Regions from separate parts of the Homo sapiens genome. Here region 2 is linked to region 1. A link is an interaction called in ENCODE POLR2A ChIA-PET data of the cell type or tissue named here. Cell type or tissue: PC-3. All regions are shown on one strand. Links, peaks and the distances in the headings refer to the core of each region. The heading gives the core; the rest is flanking DNA.

Region 1 (5,367 bases), core at 107-5,106:
AAATTTATATCCTTTGACCAGCATCTCCCCAACCCTGCCGCCACCCCCGGTAACCAGTATTCTACTTTCTACTTCCGTTTTTTTGAGACAGGGTCTCGCTCTGTCACCCAGGCTGGAGTGCAGTGGTGCAATCACAGTTCACTGCAGCCTCAACTTCCTGGGCCTAAGCGATCCTTCTGCCTCAGCCTCCTGAGTATCTAGGACAACAGGTGTGTCCCACCACACCTAGCTTTTTATTTTTTGTAAAGATGGGGTGTCACTATGTTGCCCAGGCTGGTCTCAAACTCCTGGCCTCAAGCGATCCTCCCATCTCTGCCTCCCAAAGTGCTGGGGGATTATAGGCATCAGCCACAGCACCAGCCCTACTTTCCTACTTCTTTTTTTTCTGAGGCGGAGGTCTCGCTCTGTCACCCAGGCTGGAGTGCAGTGGCACCATCTCGGCTCACTGCAAGCTCCGCCTCCCAGGTTCACACCATTCTCCTGCCTCAGCCTCCCGAGTAGCTGAGACTATAGGCACCCGCCACCACGCCCGGCTAATTTTTTTGTATTTTTAGTAGAGACGGGGTTTCACCGTGTTAGCCAGGATGATCTCGATCTCCTGACCTCATGATCTGCCCGCCTCGGCCTCCCAAAGTGCTGGGATTACAGGCGTGAGCCACCATGCCTGGCCTGCTTTCTACTTCTGTGAGTTTTTTTTTGGACTGGGGGTACATGTGTAGTTTGTTACAGGGATATATTGGGTAATGGTTAGGGTTGGGCTTCTAAAATACCCATCACTCAAATAGTGAACACTGTATCCAATAGGTAACTTTTCAACCCTCACTCCCTTCCTCCCCTTTCCCACTATGAGTTCAACTTTTAAAAATTCTACACGAGTGAGATCATGCAGTATTTGCCTTTCTGTGCCTGGCTTATTAACATAGTATCCCTCAGCTTCATCCATGTTGTTGCAAATGACAGGATCTCTTTGTTTTTTTTTTCGTTTTGTTTGTTTTTTTTTTTTTTTTTTTTTTTTTTTTGAGACAGACTCTCGCTCTGTCACCCAGGCCAGAGTGCAGTGGTGCGATCTCAGCTCAGTGCAACCTCTGCCTCTCGGTTTCAAGCGATTTTCGTGTCTCAGCCTCCCCTGTAGCTGGGATTATAGGAGCCCACCAACATGCCCAGCTGATTTTTCTGTTCTAGTAGAGATGAGATTTTACCACGTTAACCAGGTTGGTGTCGAACTGACCTCAAGTGATCTGCCCACCTTGGCCTCCCAAAGTGCTGGAATTACAGGTGTGAGCCACCATGCTCAGCCAGGATCTCCTTTTTTATGGCCAAATACTATTCCATAGTGTATATAAACCACAGTTTCTTTATCCATTCATCTGTGGGGTTTTTTGTTTTTTTTCGAGACGGAGTCTTGCTTTGTTGCTCAGGTCGGAGTGCAGTAGCACGATCTCGGCTCACTGCAACCTCCACCTCCTGGGTTCAGACGATTCTCCTGCCTCAGCCTCCCAGGTAGTTGGGATTACAGGCATGCACCACCACACCCGGCTAATTTTTGTATTTTTAGTAGAGACGGGGTTTCGCCATGTTGGCCAGGCTGGTCTCGAACTCCTGACCTCAAGTGATCTGCCCACCCCGGCCTCCCAAAGTGCTAGGATTACAGGAGTGAGCCACTGAACCCAGCCTATTCATTCATCTGTTGATGCACACGTCTTGGCTATTGTGATTAGTGCTGAAATGAACGTGAGAATGCAAGCATTTCTTCCACGTACTGATGTCATTTCCTTTGGATATATACCCAGAAGTGGGATTGCTAGACCTAGTGAGATAATAATTTTTTTCCAAAGTTTACAACTTATATTAGAAACATGTTTTTTATATTATAAAAGAAAAAAAAATGTGTTTCTGTTAAAGGAGAGGCGTTTTTTGGTTTTGAGTGAGTCCAGCGCTGTGGGTTTTATAGCCTGGGGGGACCATGGCATCCGCCTTCCCGGTGCGTGTGCCAGATTATATCGCATAGTTGTTGACACCGGGGTCCCACTTCCTCCCTTCTGTCCACCCTGGACCCCACATGATACTCCAGGCACACCAGCCACCCTTGTGCTTTGAGACCGTGCGAGCCCCCGGCCAGCCCAGCCAAGCAGCAACACAATAGCACCCCTCGCTGCGAGCGCTGGGCCGCACTTCCCCCTCGGATGTATAATAGCACCAACCGGATATTTTTAGATGGGCTTTGAAAAGTCGCAGTGTGCTGAGACCGCATACCAGACGCGTGAGGTCACCGGGCCTGGGAGCAGCCTCTATGCATGGATAATTGGTGCACGGGGTAATCGGGTAATCGCAGAACCAGAAAGCCAGCCCTTGGGCAGCCATGGTGGTGGGAGGGGCCCCTCATATCCCAAGGCGTTCCCTGTGTTACGTTCCCAAGACACCAGGCCTGGCTGTGATATTAGAAGTCACTGCAGAGACTTGTCCCCTGGGTTTAAAGTGAGCACTGTGGCTCTTTAAGGTACAAATGTACATTTCTGGGGCACCTCTGCCACAGACCAGGCTTTACACCAAGGTACTACGGGGACCCTGACTCAGAGAGAGACCCGTTTCCTGCTGCAGACACCCCAGGGCCACCAACAGGACTGTCCCCCCCACCCCACCCCTGAGGACAGGCATCCCTTTGCCATCTGCTCATAGTTAAGCAGGGAAGCTTTCTGAGCCCCTTCCTGGGACGTTATTTTAGGGTTTCCCTGACAGATCTCTTTGAATTGAGGGTGACTGGGGAGGAGAGTCTGGTCGTGGGACCACATAGGTGAGGCTGGGCTTCGTGCTGTCAGGCAGGGAGCAAGGAGGAGGGCCTAGGCCCAGGCACCGGGCCCCAGGCTGAAGCTGATTTCCTGCGTGAGCTCCAGACTATGGCCCTGCAGGGTCCCGTGAGCATCCAAGGAGACGAGTCAGTGCCTCGAGACTGGGGGTTTCACTCCAAATAACAACAAAAAACAGTTCTCCAGCTACCCTCTGGAGAGCTGGAAATGAAACCTAGAAAGACCGCAGGGACCCCTCAGCACCTAGAATGCAGCACATATGGGAACCTATGGAAGGGACAAAGGGACCAGTGAGCCCCGACTACCCAGCCCTGCAACCCCTTTTATTTCTGTCTGTGTACATCAATGCTCCGCAGCCGGGGTGATTTGCCGATCTCTGGGGACATTCTTTGGTTATCCCAGATGGCATCGGGTAGGTGGAGGCCAGGGACGCTGTTCAACACCGTGTAGTGCACAGGACGCCCCCATCACACAGGATGGTTCACCCTCAAAAAGTCCCATAGGCACCCAGGAAAGTCAACTTCACCAGCAGAGCCCTTGGTGGTTCCCGCCCACCGACCAGCCCCCTGGGTTTCATCAGACCCTCCAGAGACTGTTTCAAAGTTCAACAGGTCAGACCGGGCCCAGTGGCTCACACCTGTAATCTCAGCACTTTGGGAGGCTGAGATGGAAGGATTGCTTGAGTCCAGGAGCCCCAGACCAACCTGGGTAACACAGTAAGATTCGTGTCGACAAAAATAATTTTTAAAATTAGGCCAGGCACAGAGGCTCACGCCTGTAATCCCAGCACTTTGGGAAGCCGAGGCGGGCAGATCACCTGAGGTCAGAAGTTCAAGACCAGCCTGACCAACATGGAGAAACCCCGTCTCTACTTAAAATACAAAATTAGCCGGGGTGATGGCGCGTGCCTATAATCCCAGCTACTCGGGAGGCTGAGGCAGGAGAATTGCTTGAACCCAGGAGGCAGAAGTTGCAGTGAGCCAAGATTGTGCCATTGCACTCCAGCCTGGGCAACAAGAGCAAACTGTCTCAAAAAAAAAAAAAAAAAAGCCAGGTGCGGTGATACATACCTGTGGTCTCAGCTCCTTAAGAGACAGAAATGGGAGGATCGCCTGAGCCTGGGGGTTGAGGTTGAGGCTGCAGTGAGCTATGGTCGCACCACTTAAACTCCAGTCTGGGCGACAGAGTGAGACCCTGTCTCCCTGTCTCAAACAACAACAACAACAACAAGAGGTGAGCAAGGCTCATGTGGTGACCCAGTCCGCCCCCACCAAAAGCACCCGGCTACTTCCCAGACCCCCTTCTCTGTAGAGGACCAGGTCATCTCTCTCTGGGGCCCCCTCCTTATCACCTTCCTGCTTGGCTCCGTGCCCCATGATCTTGAGCTCCTCCCTGTTTCCTTGTCCCATGACCCAAACAGCCAGCTCCTTGAGTAGTGTGACCCGCACATGGGTCCAGCCACAGCAACTGTCCGGGCTTCAAGCTCTGCCCGAGGCTTTGCAGCTGAATGGAGCCTTCTCCAAGGGAGTATCTGGGCCTCCCATGGTCAGATCCTTTTTTTTTATTTGAAACAGAGTCTCGCTCTGTCGCCGAGGCTGGAGTGCAGGGGCGCAAATGCAGCTGCAGCCTCAACCTCCTGGGCTGAAGCAATCCTCCCACCTCAGCCTCCAAAGTAACTGGAACTACAGGCACCCACCACCATACCTGGCTTTTTTTTTTTTTAATACTTTAAGTTCTGGGATACATGTGCAGAACGTGCAGTTTCGTTACATAGGTATACACATGCCATGGTGGTTTGCTGCACCCATCAACCCGTCACCTACATTAGGTATTTCTCCTAATGTTATCCCTCTCCTAGCCCCCTACCCCCTACAGGCCCTGGTGTGTGATGTTCCCCTCCCTGTGTCCATGTGTTCTCATTGTTCAACTCCCATTTATGAGTGAGAACATGTGGTGTTTGGTTTTCTGATCTTGTGATAGTTTGGTGAGAATGATGGTTTCCAGCTTCATCCATGTCCCTGCAAAGGACATGAACTCATCCTTTTTTATGGCTGCATAGTATTCCATAGTGTATATGTGCCACATTTTCTTAATCCAGTCTATCACTGATGGACATTTGGGTTGGTTCTGAGTCTTTGCTATTGTGAATAGTGCCGCAGTAAACATACGTGTGCATGTATCTCTATCGCAGAATGATTTATAATCCTTTGGGTATATGCCCAGTAAAGGGATTGCTGCATACCTGGCTAATTTTTTAAATTTTTTCTAGATTTGGGGTTTCGCCATGTTGCCCAGGCTGGTCTTGAACTCCTGGCCTCAAGCCATCCTCCTGCCTTGGCCTCCCAAAATGCTGAGATTACAGGCGTGACCACTGCGCCCAGCCACTCAGTTGCATTTTTAATGGGACTTCCCCATTCAGGCTGCCCCACAAAAGCCTCCACTCAGTGGTCAGCCAGTGTCTTAATCTGTTCGGGCTACTGTCACAGAATATGGTTACGCATTGCTTAACTATGGGAGAAATGCGTCATTGGGTGATATTGTGGTCACATGAACATCCTAGAAT
Region 2 (5,367 bases), core at 136-5,135, 110 kb after region 1:
ACCTTGAAGGCAAGGTTAGGGAGGGAGCCATGTATGGACCTGGAAAAAGTGCACTCCAGGCAGAGGGAAGAGCCCGTGCAAAGGACCCGAGGCAGGTGTGCTTAAAGCATGAGCTGTCATCATAAATATTTCCACCCGAGGCTTTTGGAGACTTCTGGCGAGGCTGTTTGCTCTGAGGCCATGACTTGAGATATATGAGGATTTTAGGTAAAATAGACAAGTAGAGGCAAAATCCATGTTATGGGGGCAGGGACAAGAAAGTTACCCCCAAACTTAAAAGGGCCACAGGGAGTGATCAGTTTTAAAAGAAAGCCCCTCAGCTGCCTCTCTCAGCTTCTCCCACCAAGGCCTAGACCAAAAAACAACAGCTTTACGCCAAGTATGGTGGCTCATTCCTGTAATCCCAGTAGTTTGGGAGGCCAAGGTGGGAGGGTCGCTTCAAGCTAGGAGTTCGAGACCAGCCTGGGCAACATAGTGGGACTCTGTCTCTAGAAAATAAAAAAAGCTGCCGGGTGGGGTGGCTCATGCCTATAATCCGAGCACTTTGGGAGGCTGAGGCGAGCGGATCACCTGGGGTCAGGAGTTGGAGACTCCAGCCTGGCCAACACGGTGAAACACCATCTCTATTAAAAATACAAAAATTAGGCCAGGCGCGGTGACTCACGCCTGTAATCCCAACACTTTGGGAGGCCGAGGCGGGCAGATCACGAGATCAGGAGATCGAGACCATCCTGGCCAACATAGTGAAACTCCATCTCTATTAAAAATACAAAAATTAGCTGGGCGTGGTGGCATGTGCCTGTAATCCCAGCTACTCAGGAGGCTGAGGCAGGAGAATCGCTTGAACCAGGGAGTCAGAGGTTGCAGTGAGCCGAGATGGCACCACAGCACTCCAGCCTGGCAACAGAGCGAGACTCTGTCTCAAAAACAAAACAAAACAAAATACAAAAATTAGGTGGGCGTGCCGGGCGCGGTGGCTTACGCCTGTAATCCCAGCACTTTGGGAGGCTGAGGCAGGCAGATCACGAGGTCAGGAGATCGAGACCATCCTGGCTAACATGGTGAAACCCCGTCTCTACTAAAAATACAAAAATATCCGGGCGAGATGGCAGGCGCCTGTAGTCCCAGCTACTCCGGAGGCTGAGGCAGGAGAATGGCGTGAACCCAGGGGGCGGAGCCTGCAGTGAGCCGAGATCATGCCACTGCACTCCAGCCTGGGCGACAGAGCAAGACTCAGTCTCAGAAAAAAAAAAAAAATTAGCTGGGCGTGTTGGCCCGTATCTGTAGTCCCAGCTACTCGGGAGGCTGAGGCAGGACAATCACTTGAACCCGGGAGGCGGAGGCTGCAGTGAGCTGAGATCACACCACTGCACTCCAGCCTGGAAGATGGAGCGAGACTCCATCTCAAATAAAAATAAAAATAAATAAAGAAAATAAGGAAAAAAAAACTTCAAAGCAGGGGAGGCTCAGGTTAGACATTAGAAAGAACTGCCAGCCTGGCCCACGACACAGTCCCCAGAGGAACCTGAAACCCAGCACAGGAGATCTCGTCCAATAGGCTAGATTCTATTCCTGAACCCCAGAAATCCATGCAGAAATCTCTGGGTTCTACTTGAATTCTAAGGGGGTTTGGCAGAGTTCTAGGCCCAGCAGCCCAGAATACGCCCGTCCACCTGGGTCCCCTGAGCAGAGACAGCTGGGCCTCACTCTTGCTCCCAGCGCCCGGGGTCAGAAGAAAGGGTAAGCTGCCCTTTGCCTTAATCGGGCAGAGTTCCTGCCTTGGGCAAACAAAAAGCATGGGTGAAGGGTGGAGGAGAAACAAATCAAATAAAAAAAAAAATCCTTGTTCAGAACGCGGTGGCCGCGCTAGCAGACAAGAGGTCACCAAGGTGTCAGGGCCAGGGAACTGGCCTCTGAGGCTGGAGTCGGGGGTAATTGGGGAAGGCAGCTCCTGCAAGAGAATGGGGCTGGGGAAAGTCCCTTGTGGGGCGTCCCTGGCCTCTTCAGCTCCACGGCAGCAACCAGGGGGCCACGGATCCTAATTGGATTCCTCCAGCCTAGGGCCAGACTGCAGCCCACGGGATCAAGGGATCAGTGGTAATGAGGTTAGCAGGCGCCGGCCCCCACCCTGTGAGGCACCCAGACCCCTGTGAAAGGGAGGGGTGAAAGGGAGGGGAAAAAGGGGAGGAAGAAGCTGTTTGTTCACCCCGGCTCCAGCGGCTGTGATCGTCCCCAGTGTGTCCCCAGCACGTACTCACCCTCCTTCCTCATGCCCACCCGGAAGCACTTCTTGAGACGGCAGTACTGGCACTGGTTCCGGTGGTGCTGGTCGATCTGGCAGTCACGGTTGGACCTGGGGGCACACAGAAGCCAGGGCTCCCTGAGACCCCCATATCCTCCTCCCCGAACCAGCCTATGAGCCGCCTTTGGAGGCTGCCCCTCAGAAATACTAGTAGGGGCCCTCTAGACTGGAGAGGTAGCCCCAAAGGGGTACAGGAGCTCAGCTTGCAGGTCTGCAAACCAGACAGGATAACCCGGATGAGTGGTGATGGATGAAGAGGAATCTGTGGAAAAGCAGATGAACACCCCAGGGAGGGCACATTGGCATGGGTTTTGAAGGATGAATAGGAGTTCTCCAGGTGAATGGCGGGGTGATCCCAGAGAGAGGGTACAGCCAGAGCAAAAGGGTTGAAATACACAAATATGGAGGCCTAAAGAGTTTCATTTTATTTGGTCACTGTCAGGCTGAGCAGGGTCATTGTCCCCAAAAAGATGTGAAGGCAAAGAGGACATGGTCAGAGAGCTGGACTTTGTGAATTAACTAGGGGTCAGGCCAGGGGCTAGTGGTCTGTGGGGTCATAGCATTGTGGGGCCCCAGCATTATCACCCGCACAATGCCCACCCCAAGGAATGAGGAAGTAAACAAAGTCACTCTGGTCCTCAGCCCTGAAGGCCCCACACCTACGCTCTTCCGAGAGGACCACCCAACCCCTATGCAAGCTGGAGATTTTCCTGGTCAGCCCTCAGTGAATGCCGTTGCCTCTTGCAGGGATGAGACAGGTGGCCCCACCCTGAGAGGTGGTGAGCTCCCCATCCTGGGTCAGCCCCCAAGCAGGAAGGTCCAGGCCTTATTCTTCAAATGTCCCCAGAACCTTCTCCCCTTGGCCCCTGCCCTTGGACTCCCCTGGTCTCTTGCCACCAGGAGCTGGGGGCTCTCCAAGGCCTGGGCCTGGAGCAACTACCCCTGGGGTTCCAGCTGGACACCCAGGGGACACACAGAGACAGTCACAGAGTAGAACCACCACTTAAGGGAATTAAACAGATGCATCTCTGCAGTGGCTCACGCCTGTAATCCCAGCACTTTGGGAGGCGGGGGAGGGTGGATCACCTGAGGTCAGTTCAAGACCAGCCTGGCCAACATGGTGAAACCCCGTCTCTACTAAAAATACAAAAATGAGCTGGGCGTGGTGGCGCATGCCTGTAATCCCAGCTACTTGGCAGGCTGAGGAAGGAGAATCGCTTGAACTGGGGAGGTGGAGGTTGCAGTGAGCCAAGATTGACCCACTGCATTCCAGCCAGGGTGACAGAGTGAGACTCTGTCTCAAAAAAAAAGAAAAAAAAAAAGGCTGGGTGCAGTGGCTCATGCCTGTAATCCCAGCACTTTGGGAGGCCGAGGCGGGCGGATCACCTGAGGTTGGGAGTTTGAGACCAGCCTGAACAACATAGAGAAAACCTGTCTCTACTAAAAATACAAAATTAGCCGGGCATGGTGGCGCATGCCTGTAATCCCAGCTATTTGGGAGGCTGAGGCAGGAGAACCGCTTGAACCCGGGAGGCAGAGGTTGCAGTGAGTTGAGATCACGCCATCGCACTCCAGCCTGGGCAACAAGAGTGAAACTCCGTCTCAAAAACAAAACAAAACAAAACAAAACAGATGAATCTCAGCTGCAGATACCCAGCCCTGCCCCTCAGGTGGCGACTGCCCCACTGAGCCTCGGTTTCCTCATCTGAAAATGGGAGGTCAGATATTGCCCTATCATATGGGATGGACTGGGTCAGAGGGGTTCACGGGGGACAGTGCCAAGACCCAGAGCCCAGCCGGAGAACCCAACTTAGGAAAGCTGAGGATCTGCGCCCACTCCCCCGTACCCCCCCTCCACCACTGCCTGGGTCCTGCAGCACCAGCCACTGAGCCCCTGGGAAGAGGCCCCACTAGGGCAGAGGGAGCTCAGGCAGAACCAGAACAAAGCCCAGCGGCTGGGTGGTGGGAGGGTCCAGGGCAGCCGGGTGGAAACGGCCTGGCCTGGGGCGGCCCTGCAGGCAGGCAGAGGCCCAGCTCAGGGGCCCCTGACCTCAGGGGAGGCCCTGAACCTTCAGTCTCAACTTCCCCAGCTGTGGAATTGGGACAGATCCATCCCTCCAAGGAGGGAAACAGTTAAGTTCTTCCTGTTATCCCACCTAAAGAGTGCAAGCTTTTTTGCCCAACCCCATGGCCCAACTCAGCTTCCTCCCTGGGCTTCTGGCCTCCAGTCCAATTTGATCAGAGCCCTCTCCTGCTCACACACCCTCTATGGCTCCCCATTACCCTCAGCCAGCATTTCAGGCCCACCTAGCTCTGACTTCTCCCATGGCTGCACAGTCCCCCTCTTACAGCACAGCTCCCCCAGTCTGCCACTAAGTGTTTTGTCTGGACCACATTCTGGCATGTCCCTGTGGCCTTTCTTCCACCTGCCAACTCCATGCTTCAAGGCTCATGTCCCCTAGCCTCCTCCAGGCAGCCCTCTCTGACCTCCAGGCAGAGCCTCTGCTCTCTCCCTGGGACCCCAGATCCCACAGACTTGGGGCATCTGTCTCACTGTGTCTCCTCCAGACTGGGGGCTTCTCAGGAGCTAGACTTGGAGCTGGGGTCTCTCTGGAGGGGCTGGCATCAAACTACCCAGGCTGGGCCCCAGCGAGACCCTGCTCAATCCATTTGAAGCTCAGAATGGAATGGTGATTTCACCAGGTCACACAACTGACACAGCACAAACCTGTCAGCTCCAAGCAAGGCCCCCCCCACCCAAAATTGCTGCTCCCTGACACCACCCTCAGGAAGCTCCTGGGACCCCAAAACTGCCTGAGCCCCCCTCCCTTACCCTCCCTAAAGATATGACCAGAGAGCAGGCGGTTTTCCAGCAGCAAGAATGAGGCCAAAGTCTAGTGGCCCACTTTGTGCTGGAGGAGGGAGCAAGGCAGCTCTGCCACACATGGCCACACCAGGCCAGCCCTGACCCGGGACCTGGGGCCAAACTCCACCCTCGGGTACCTGGGGCCCTATTTGGTGGCCTCAGCCAACAAGCCTTCCATCAGCCGTTCTCCCTGGGGCCA

Evidence for each region. Peaks named below come from ENCODE experiments on the same cell type or tissue, not always from the same donor. Only the 100,000 strongest peaks of a DNase experiment are listed, where the experiment ranks them.
Region 2: POLR2A ChIA-PET joins it to region 1 with 15 read pairs; 12 of 35 experiments call an interaction of 5 or more read pairs at or near these places.

What each region holds. Positions count from the first base shown.
Region 1 is chr19:17,133,391-17,138,757 of GRCh38, forward strand. The region is part of intron 2 of MYO9B (myosin IXB); the gene reads left to right. Among named protein-coding and RNA genes, the nearest start is that of SNORA118, 44 kb to the left of the region's middle. RefSeq lists enhancers at 992-1,601, 1,602-2,210, 2,211-2,820. In PC-3, for the core only: no CTCF peak of the experiment used is centred there; a DNase peak (open chromatin) is centred at 2,281; H3K4me3 peaks cover 711 bases; H3K27ac peaks cover 2,469 bases.
Region 2 is chr19:17,238,413-17,243,779 of GRCh38, forward strand. It overlaps NR2F6 (nuclear receptor subfamily 2 group F member 6), which reads right to left. Exons shown (of 4, transcript NM_005234.4): 2 at 2,259-2,353. Among named protein-coding and RNA genes, the nearest start is that of NR2F6, 4.8 kb to the right of the region's middle. RefSeq lists a silencer at 843-1,021. In PC-3, for the core only: no CTCF peak of the experiment used is centred there; no DNase peak of the experiment used is centred there; H3K4me3 peaks cover 520 bases.